2 separate regions of the Homo sapiens genome follow, and region 1 is linked to region 2. The links are chromatin loops, found by intact Hi-C in ENCODE. Cell type or tissue: dorsolateral prefrontal cortex. All regions are shown on one strand. Links, peaks and the distances in the headings refer to the core of each region. The heading gives the core; the rest is flanking DNA. Region 1 overlaps TEX41 (testis expressed 41). Region 2 overlaps TEX41 (testis expressed 41).

The links. A loop is a pair of places that touch in the nucleus more often than their neighbours do. Peaks named below come from ENCODE experiments on the same cell type or tissue, not always from the same donor. Only the 100,000 strongest peaks of a DNase experiment are listed, where the experiment ranks them.
Region 1: it touches region 2 in a loop (2.5-fold over the local background); 2 of 110 quality-filtered maps call a loop at or near these places.

The regions. Positions count from the first base shown.
Region 1 is chr2:144,764,562-144,769,953 of GRCh38, reverse strand. It overlaps TEX41 (testis expressed 41), which reads right to left. Exons shown (of 5, transcript NR_033870.2): 2 at 1,674-1,856. Among named protein-coding and RNA genes, the nearest start is that of TEX41, 99 kb to the right of the region's middle. In dorsolateral prefrontal cortex, for the core only: no CTCF peak of the experiment used is centred there; no DNase peak of the experiment used is centred there.
Region 2 is chr2:144,709,103-144,714,494 of GRCh38, reverse strand. All of the region lies in intron 1 of TEX41 (testis expressed 41), which reads right to left. Among named protein-coding and RNA genes, the nearest start is that of TEX41, 44 kb to the right of the region's middle. RefSeq lists an enhancer at 1,844-2,494. In dorsolateral prefrontal cortex, for the core only: no CTCF peak of the experiment used is centred there; no DNase peak of the experiment used is centred there; H3K27ac peaks cover 1,555 bases.

The sequences.
Region 1 (5,392 bases), core at 190-5,189, 55 kb before region 2:
ACCAGAGGCATCACAAGTAGCCTGTTTATGGCATAGTGTAAAATTTAGTAGCCAAACTGAGAAGAGGAAATTAGCATTGTCAAGAGGTAGGACCGGATGGACCCAGGCAGGAGGGTGTGGCCAGGGTGAGGGCAGAGAAAAGAGGAAAGAAGAGCATCTAGGAAAAGAGAGGGATCTTTTAAAAAAGCAACTCTGTGGGCAAGAGAGAGGTTTTTAAATAGTGAGAAAAAAAGTAACGGTGATTGGGCGTTCATTGCAAGGGAAGGATGGCGTTGGAGGGAGAATTAAATAAGAAGAATCTCTCAGTCTAGTAATATTTTCTCATGGACAACAATATGAAATAATCTCATTTCTTAAAACAGAGATTGTCCTACAAAAAAGGCTTTATTTTTAAAGGCAACATCCTTCCAGATATTTTTGTCTGAACCTAGAAATACCTTTCAGATTTATACTGTATTAAAAAAACCTTTAATTTTTGATTGAACTAAAAGCTTTCAGCATATAGATATATATTTACAGATTCTGTTTAAAAATCAGCAGCTACTTAGTCAAATGACAGCCTTCTTACTTGATTTTAAAAGTTCATATGTAATATGATTAATATCACCACATAGGAACAAGATAACTCAGCTGAGAATGTGCTTTTATGGATAGATCTTAAACTGTTCTCAATTTTTCCAGGTTGTCCAAAAGATTTGAAAGGGTAAAAAGATTTTTTAATACACAGTAAATACTTCTGAAACAGTGAATTAAAATGAAAAACAGATGACACATTTATACAGCTTTTGGCTTCTGTAACATCAAACAGCACATTTTCTTCAAATGGTTTCATCAGTGGACTGGGAACCTCTTAAATTGATTGACTCAAACATGTCACTTATTTGATGATTGGAGGTTTATAAAACAGTTCCTACTTTTGTCATCTGCTGACATGTTACATATCTCTCACAATAGATTAAAAGGTATCATCTAGTCTTATGCTTTCTCTACAGATAATTTTAACTTTTCAACTAAAATGAAGATACAAAGTATCTATGTATTAAAGAGATGCCTTGCAATTTGGAGTTATTTTTATTAGGTTTCTTATTTTAAGATTGATAAAGGTGATCTAAATACTATCTACAAAAAGAAAAAACTGAACACTTTACTTTTTCAAGGGTGAAATGCAGGCATGCAAACTTAGTCAAAGCAATAGATAAGCATTTGCAATGTGACAGGAAAAAAATGGCAAAATCATTATTTTAAGCCAATGTTTAATAAATGGTAAGAAACTACTTTCAATGATGTGATAAAATAGATGTTTTTTCCCCTGAGTTCCAGATACCTTCATAATCTTAGAGATCACAGCAGAGCCGAGACAATTTACCTACATCTGCTTTCAAGATAAACCTAGTGCCCTCAGATCTCAATTCATGCTTCCTAAAATACCACGAAGCCCACACCAGGGTACTCAGGTCTGAGAACGCACATATTTCTGAGAGTGCATATGTCCCTAGAAATCTGTTGATATTTAAATCACAGCACTCTATAGCACTCTCAGTTGGGTAAAGTTTGAGAGGAACAAACAAAGTATAATCCTCCCGGAGAAAAACAAAGAGTGAAAGACCAAATGCAAAAAACAGATGTCTCTCCAAACATACCAGAAATGAAGTACGGTATTTAGTCAACTGTACCTTGGCCATTTAGAAGGAGCCTGAAATGAATGCCCTGAGGCGATGTACCAGGTGGGTCACGGTCCTCACAGATGACACACTGAAGCTTGGAGAATGGACTCTCTACAAAGATGTGGGCAGGGAAACTTCCAGGGATGGAACGTCCCAAGGCAAAGGAGAGCAGAGAGCTGGTACACGTGAGGCCTGAAGGGTCAAAGGAAAGAATGGTTACCATATCCCTGAGAGTGTGTGTGCAGAGGATGACTTACTCAATAGGGACTGTGGCTTTGCTAGAGCACCCCAGCCACCCTACAGCCACTCACCAGAGAGAGAATCGAGGAATCAACATCCCAATCCCACTCTCTTCACAGAACCCTCTGCTCTACCATTGTCAGTCTTGACAGAGACCAATCAGAAAGCAGAGGGCAGTACCTGGAATCAGTCTCCCTGGCAGAGAGTGGACTGGAAGTGCAGTCATAAGATAACCAGTACAGAGCTTTTAATATTTAATAGTGGAGAAGACACATTGATTAACATTTTATAAAATGTTAATAACCTTAACAGAAAACAAACAAACAAACAAAAAAAGGTGTATTTTTCAGATAGAACATTTGACAATACTCTGGGATTTTAAAAAATGCATATGTATACACCCATATACTGAATTATTTTCAAAAGAAAAATAGAAATCAAATTATAAAACTATTAAGATATACAAAATTATAATAAAATATAAGAATACATAAAATTATAGATAACTTTGAACACTGTGCAATCAGCCTCAATTTCTCTACTATTGAGAAATAGAATCTATCCAGTTAAGGTATTATAATATATGAGGAAAAGTAAGAGAATGAGGAGGAAAAAAGGGGGAGAGGGGGAGAGGAGAGACAGGTAACCAAGGGGAAAAAAAGGATTGAGGCACGGTTCTTTTTATTTTCCTATTGTACTCTGCAATGCAGCCCTGGAAAATGTGTTAACCCTTAGAAGCTAGAATCCATGGATCCCCTGAATCTAACCGCTCTCTGGACCATTTTAGAGACAAAGCCTTTTTCTTCGGACAAACTGCTATTTCTCACCCTACCTTCTAAACAATCTTAGGAAGAAGACGCCTAGAAATATAGAAGTACCATTTTCTAGTTGGTGGGGAATGAGAGACACTGAAAACCTATTTCCACAACAGTGAGGCTGAGATCTAGATTTCTATTGTCCATTCATGATTCAGCCTTCCTTGCCTCCTATGTCAATGGGCGAGGCTCCTTTGGAGACACAAGGGATCCCAGGTCATGGGTCATATAGAGATAGGCTTTATGTATGCAACCTCAAGGGCCAGTTTCTGCTGAACTGCTTCCTTTCTCACCTTCCTGACCCTGCCAAGCATTCCCCTACCTGTGCAGAGGATAGTTACTAGCACAACTGAAAACATCTAAACTACTTCCTCTCTGTCCTGTCATGTGGAAAACCAACTTAATTACATCTTTCTACCTTTCTTCATCCTTTACTCTTTTTAACATGCATTTGTTTTATTGACATTTACTGAGCATCAATATGCTGCCATTGTGTGAAGATGAGTATACAAAACAAGACATCAAGATCCCTAATCTTAAGCAGCACGCAGTGCAGTGTTTTTTCCCACATTCCTGGAACACAACACAACATACATGGTACGCATGTGTACCACAGGCATAAATATATATGCATGCTTATAGATATACATAGTCTAATCCTGAAATACCTCCAATCCCTTGGGGAAAGATTCTCCCCCACTTACCACGCTCTCTTCTGGCATCCTTCCTATGTCTCCTGATCTTTTATTTCAACAGGTTTTTAAGAATTGAACATATGCAAGGATGCTGAAGCCCACTCAGAATGTTAAAGACATAAGCTTGTTCCTGGATGAGGGTTAACAGTGGTAGGAGTTGGTAATCAGCTCTAGAAGAGATGGAAGGAAGTAAATAAAAGATGATATATGAAGACGAAATTGTAAAGATGTGGTAAAAACTAAGGAACAAGATTCCCTTCAAAGTTATCTTCTTTCTAATATTTCTTTCACTAAAACTCAATCCTCTAGAAACAAACACACCTAAAATTTAATCTTTAGAATGAAATTTCATAAGGACAAATAATACATAAGAAAGCTGTTTCATTGTAAAGTTACTTTTTTTTCCAAAGCACCTGCTTTAAGATAGAACATGTATATTTGCGGGGTCATTAGAATCACCTGGGGAGCTTTAAAAAAACTGTCAGGTACAGGCCCAAAGCAGACCAATTAAACTAAAACCTCTGGGGTGAGCCCAAGCATCAGTATGGTTTCAAACTCCCCATTTGATACTAACATGCAGCCATGGTCATAAGTAATAAATATATATTTAGACATATGATTATGAGTTATGTGCCAATCATCCCTTAGTAAAAAAAAATTCTCAGCAATGTTTTGTTTTCGATAAATCATTGTCAATAATTTATTATAATAATCTATAGCTATAGCTTTAAAGTCTTTTAAAAATAAAGGTAGATATTTAGGGTTTGATAATATCTATTTTTGAATAAAATATAGAAGATTTTTTAATGCTTAATAATAAAATGAGCCACCTAGAAATATAGCAAGGTCTTTATAGACAGATAGAGCTTGGATCAGAATAATGAGGCAAAATTTTTATTCCAGCTGCTCCCTCCCACCCACATCCTCTTTTTTCTCTTCTAGCCCATGCTTGGGGTCTATTGTAGAGAACTTAGATAGTCTAGGAATTTGAAATACAAGCAATGTTGACTTAAAGGAACTCTAAAGTCTCCTTCACCTAAATTGTCAATAATTTCATAACTATGTTTCCCTTTCAGCCATCTTAGTAAGCAGCACAAGTCACTGTTTTTGAGTGCATTCACACAATTTAGGCAGCAGTGGCTAAGCTAGGCTTGTGCTGTATGCAGGACAGCTACCGAAAGAAGGAAGGGCTGGGCTTAGTCTTTAGAGGTATGCTTACAAGGTATGGAAACCCAGATTAGCTCTGGCATATAAACTACAAAAATGTTCTTGTTAACTGGGCAACATGTTTTCTAAAGGTGCAGAATCCACTGTTTCTATCACTTGTCAGAGTTAAGCATAAACAATGTACAAACAAACAAATTGTGCCAGTATAAAATGTAATACTTGTTTATGAGACACTTCCAGAATCTGACAGTGGCCCTCTGTTAACAATATTTAGGCCATAACTATATTGGCCAAATTTTCCAAAAAAAAGAAAAAATCTGAAGCTTCGGGTAACGTTAAATAGCTTTATAACTTCCCTTGTATCTGGTTTCTAATCTCAGATTAAATCAGGCCAGAGTTATCAATTTTAATGATCATAATGTCACATTAAGCAAAAAGATGAATAAGAACGTGTGTATACTGTAGGCTAACATTCTTTTAATCCCGGACTCTCTATGCTTTGGGATTTTACGAACCAGTAAAACATCTCCAAAAATGTTAGAAAGTAAAACAAAAGTTACCATTTAAAAAAAAATTGCCAAGGAAGGACATTAAATGGTAAGAATAAAACCAGATCCACTATTGCCATTACATCATTATATCATATAACACTAAAAGAGTAGGAAGTATAGAATCTGTCAATAAAGGATAATTCAGTAAAAATAGTATACTTAATGAAATTTGTATCATTTTCTTGAATATCTCACTTCACTTCAATCCAGTGAAAATGTCATCACAGATCGGCCTGTGTCCACTGACTGGTACTCTGGAG
Region 2 (5,392 bases), core at 96-5,095:
AAAAGCACAAACTTCGTTTTGGTGTAACTATGTTTTGGGAGTAGGCAATTTCCAGGCATTCTTCCGTGTTCAGCAAAGATTATACTCATTCTACCTGTGACCTAAATAAAGATTAATTCAATTATTTAATAGCATAACGCTAGTCCACTGACATGACATGTTCTTAATTTAGCACAGCCACAAAAAATTGAACAAGCTCGCCTAGATTGTTTTTCTGCCTGTCAAAATTCAGCACAAACGAGCAAAGTAATACTGGAGACTAAAAATACATAAACATAAGAAAATTTTTCAAACTTTAAAAACTAATAATAAATTGGAGGGCAAAGGTTGACTGCTATACCAAATGTGGAACTTTACATAGTTCACAGCCCTAAATCCCCAGGGTTACAGAAATCCCAAATACAACATAGTTTCTATTATTAGCATTTTCTATTTCTAATCCTGTTAAATTTCTGCCCTATTAAAAATATGGGGATTTATAAAGCTAGTTTATAAGATCAGATGGTTTTCATGTGCCAGAATACTTCAAACTCCAACTCCAGGTTTTGGTTAAAAAAAATAAAATCCATAATCAACTTATCCTAATTTTTATCAAAATGAAAACATTTACTGAGGAAGGGAAGTGACTGAGAAATGTGCTGGAATTTCACCTTTGTCACTTTCATTTAAATCAAGTAAAAGAGCATCCATGTGGCTTTCAAAGGTACAAACAAAACATGTTAAGAATTTTAGCTGACTTCTTAATGACTGGATTTCTTCTTATATAATATTATCTTTGAACCATAAATCTACCTTACATGTTAGAATCCTGGCATCAGGGCACTCAGCAAAAGTTTAAATATTCCTGCTCCCGCTCAGAGAATATCCTTTGGTAAAAGATCTAAGGAATGTTAAGTGACCATCAAGTGACCAAGTAAATCATCTGAGTATTCTATCTTGTACATTTCATAAGTAAGTACCTTTCTTTGTGCTTGGTTCAACATCCACCAAAGCAAACAGAAGGCTTAAGAAATGAACACATATATTTCATCTAAGAGAGGATAAAATACACATTTTTAAGTTTAATAACCTTTAATAAAAGCACTTTATTTGGAATATTTAAATAAAAAACTAATTTAGCCATGTATTAGAAGTGATCATTTATGTAGTAGTTCAAAAGCCCCTTGTCCTTTAAAGCAAAAAATGGTATAATTTATGAGGACAGACTATAGGTTCTATGTGTTGTCACCAGAACGTGTCAGGTATTTTTACTGAATACATATCTTTGTTATGATTGGGCTAGAAGACAACAGTTCTTTTTCTTGCCAAATTTGAGCATTTGGCTTTAAAATCATGATCCTATTCAGGTCATCAATGGGGAATATGTCAGTGAAAGTAAAATTCTGTTATGGTGCATTTTAGGTGGTTTATTTAAATGCATCTTCTGGTGGGCTAATACTACCTTTTGCATCTAAAAAAGGAGTCATTTTAACAGTGAGCTTTAAAATGTACACAAGTGTCCAGAATTCTGATCACCTCTATAACATCAGAGTGTAATGATAATTTTTAAATTATTTTTAGCTGCCAAAGTCCAGGTTCCCCTATCACTCACAAGCTGAAACACTCATGATAAATTTGAGAGACTCTAATAACCTTAAATCATTGTGTACTGCACATGCTCAGAACCAATCACTTCCAAATTTGAGAGCATATAAAAATTTGAAGAGCTTCAATTATTTTAAATCACCATGTGCAGCGTAGAGAGAGATTTAAAATAGTTGTAGTGCCTCACATTTTTTAAGCACTTCAGTTTGGAAGAGAGTCAAGCAGCATTCCAGCATGGAAGCTCAAGACACATTGGACTAGTTTAACACATCAGAACTAGAAATATATACCTAAAAACCAAGGAACTAGTTTTTAAAAATTAAGTTCTTGAAAGGTGGCAGGGCTGCAGGGGTTGGGGGGGGGTGGTCTTTGAAAAGCCAAATAAACACCTCATTCCAATTAGAAAACAGTATAGTGATTACCAGGTCAAGCCAGGGGAGAAAGATTCAAATGATGTTTACAAAGCAAAGAGTGGTTTTCTTAAAACTAAAAGCAGTGTGATAGATAAAAGAGACACAAAGCTAAAGAAATGCAAGAAGGTTCTGAAAGCACAGCAGGCAAATTCATGTACTCCTACAGCTGAATTTTAACAGTAGTGGCATTTCCCTCACCATGGTTTTCCTTGCCTCAATCTTCCCAGCAAAGCTAACTTTCTGGTTCCCTCTTGGATGAATGATTGTACGGCCTTGTGTTTTACCAACACTCTTGCGCCACTTTTTCTATATTCTCTTTGTTTGATTGTGGGAGAGGGTGAGCACTTTGACATTTTACACAGCTCAGAGTTCACTTTCGACATCCAAATCCTTAAAGAACTCAAAAATTATATCAGCACAATCAAGCTATTTAAAGATGGCCTTTCTTCAGCATTTTCCATCATTTCATCTAAGTAAAAAGTGACGGTCTCCTCTGTTGCCTTTGGGTTTTCACGTATTTTAGGCTTGGCACTGCCCAGAAAGCAGCATGCTCTTCATAATTCTGCGTCAGTGAAAACATAATGTCCTATAGTTAGTAAGGGAAAAAAGCGTAAAGGAAAAAAAATGAAAGAAAAAGAGCCTGAAGGCACTGGAATAATTAAGCAAATGCAGTGACAGCTGTGGCAGGTCCTGGGCAGAACTGGCTCCACTGAGCTGAATTAATGACATCAACAGCCCAGTATCTCCATTAACAGTTGATCATTAATTATTACTATCTGACAGTAAGAGCCTAAACCTTCTCAGGAGTGGCCTGTTATTAATCTACTTTACCTGCCCTGAACACTGGCACCTCAGTGCAGTTAGTGGGGCCGGTTTTTGTTTCTTTCTTTTTTTTTTTTTTACTTCAACAATTGCTTAATTTACTTGGATAAACAGTGATAACCATCAGATTATACAGTCTGTTTTAGATTACAGGGAGTTTCTTGTTCTTTCATCTAAGATAGGAGGTAATCTACTGGAATCTGCAGCATTGACTTTTCTTTGTCATGTTTAGAAGGGTCAGGAGACACCATCTACCTGAAGAAATATGCAAGGCAGCAAGAAGTACATCATTCACCATTGCCCCCTTACCTAGCTCTATGGGGAAAAGAACTCAGATTTTCTCAGAATCCCATTCTTGGTTCTGTGATCAGTGGGCATAACTGTCTTGTCCATTCTAAAAGTTGTGCAATCAAAATGCTAACCCAAAACATAGAGAAGTTCAATTTTATGTATGTAGCATCAAATATTTGTCTCTCCAGATTCTAGTCATCCTCCATTCTTTCTGTTTTACAATGAAAATTACTTGGAGTTTATCTTTTAAAAAGTAAAGATTAATCCTATTTGATATCTAAATATTTTTGGTGAACCTTTAAAACTTGTCAGAGCCTTGGCCATTTAATAAACACATACATAGAGATAATCTATAAAATTTCAGGAGAAGGGTTAGACAGTTTTTAAAAATTTAAATGGCTCTTAATGTCTAACAATAACTCAATTTCCTCTCCAACAAAGATCTGTCCTTTCCATGTGGCAGTATGTCTCGCTCACTGGTGAGGAAAAAGAAACTGGGACATGCAAACACAGCTCATGTGTTAAGTACTCTCCTCACGGCAGCAGACCTTACAGTATCAGAGTGATAATTAACCTTTACCAAAGAAGACTTCATAGAAGTCCAATACATTAATTTGCTGATTGTTCTTTTCCTGCTAGAGACATAATCCAGAGTTCACTTCCTAGTCATAAACATAGACACAATATAACTTAATAGAGTGCCTGCTCTGGCTAATGGCCGTCAATGCACTGAAAATCCCAGAGCTTCCAGGACTGTATAGTGTATTTCCCAGGATACAGAGAGACTCTATGTATCCCTCCTTTTCAACAAGGAAACAATGGTAGAACCAGACTGGACTAAGTTTCTGTGGGTTCTGTTTTCTGTAAGTCACTGAGTTGGTACCAATGTGGTAGGCAGTTGAAAATTTTTCTAAAGTTATTGCGGTGAGAAATAAATAATGACAGATTAACATATACTCCACTCACTATGCACCACTTAATTATATTATGAGGACCCAATATTTGTTTGTTTGTTTTTCCCTGCTTGCTATCCTAACCCTCAAAAGAGCCTTTCTTCCACTCAGGGACAGACCTCTGTTCTCCTCCCTGTATACACAACATCTTATAGGTGAGGCCTCCACAGAAATCTTCCTGGGTCCTTTAGTAAACTCACATGGCTCACCAGGCCCCTATATTGGAAACCATTACTCAGGAATCATCATTACTCAGAAATCACAGCATGTGCAATGAGGCCTTTGATTAATACAAGTTCTTGGTTATGCAGTACAATAAAATTATAAAAGGAAAGAAAAAGTGATTTAACTCTATGGACTTCAGTTCTCTCATCTGCAAAAGTACTACTAAAAAGTAACAGCATAGTTCCTTGTAAGTCTAAAGTTGAGATGTTTGTTATGAAATGTGCGTTTGCATAGCTAAGCCCAGAGTGAAGAAATGACAAAGTAATCAAGACTAAATTCCATCTAATAAAAATTAAGACAAAACACTGAAAATCGTTGATGCACAAGGCAATTTTGAGATGAAGGAAAAACTCAGTGTTTCCTCTCCATGTACTACCACTTTCTTTTTTGCCTCATGGGAATTATCATCATATGGCATCAATCTTTCCCATCAACTGACTAAGTAGCTCAGTTTCTTAGCTTTTTCTCACTATATATACTTTGTAGTAATTTCCAGGATTTAACCAAATTTCATTTCATTTCAGTAATATGCTACTCCCTATAATCACCCCAGCCAATGGCTCAAACACTTCCCCCATGGATTTCTCTGGTTTGATAGATTCAGATGTGCTCAATTTTGCAATAACTTTCTTATGACTTAATTCAAGCAATCTCTTTTAATATCACTCTAAATAGATTCAAATCTAGATAATGTATTTTTTAAACCCCTTTTTCTCTTTTCCCTTTCCCAAACAGTAACATTGTTGGCTTGGATTCTTAAAATCTATTCTAGCAAACTGTCTTCAGCTGGTTTACAGATATTACCTGTTGCCACTGCATACTAATTTTCTCTACCTGATATCATTTGTTTCAGTTTTTTAATAATGTTCCTGACTCATAAGTCAAACTAAGTCACCCAAGCTCACTTAGGATCTCTAACTACAAATACCGGCTCCCAACAATTCTCTCACCATACAAAATCAACTCATATTTGAAAACCCTTACTAAAAAGGAAATTAATGAACACAAGCATTAATGTGCCTTCTTCATGATATTTATAGCAAAAGGAACCACATTTTCCATGGATGATCCTTAAAGGAAAAAGTTGCTATATTAAACACTCTA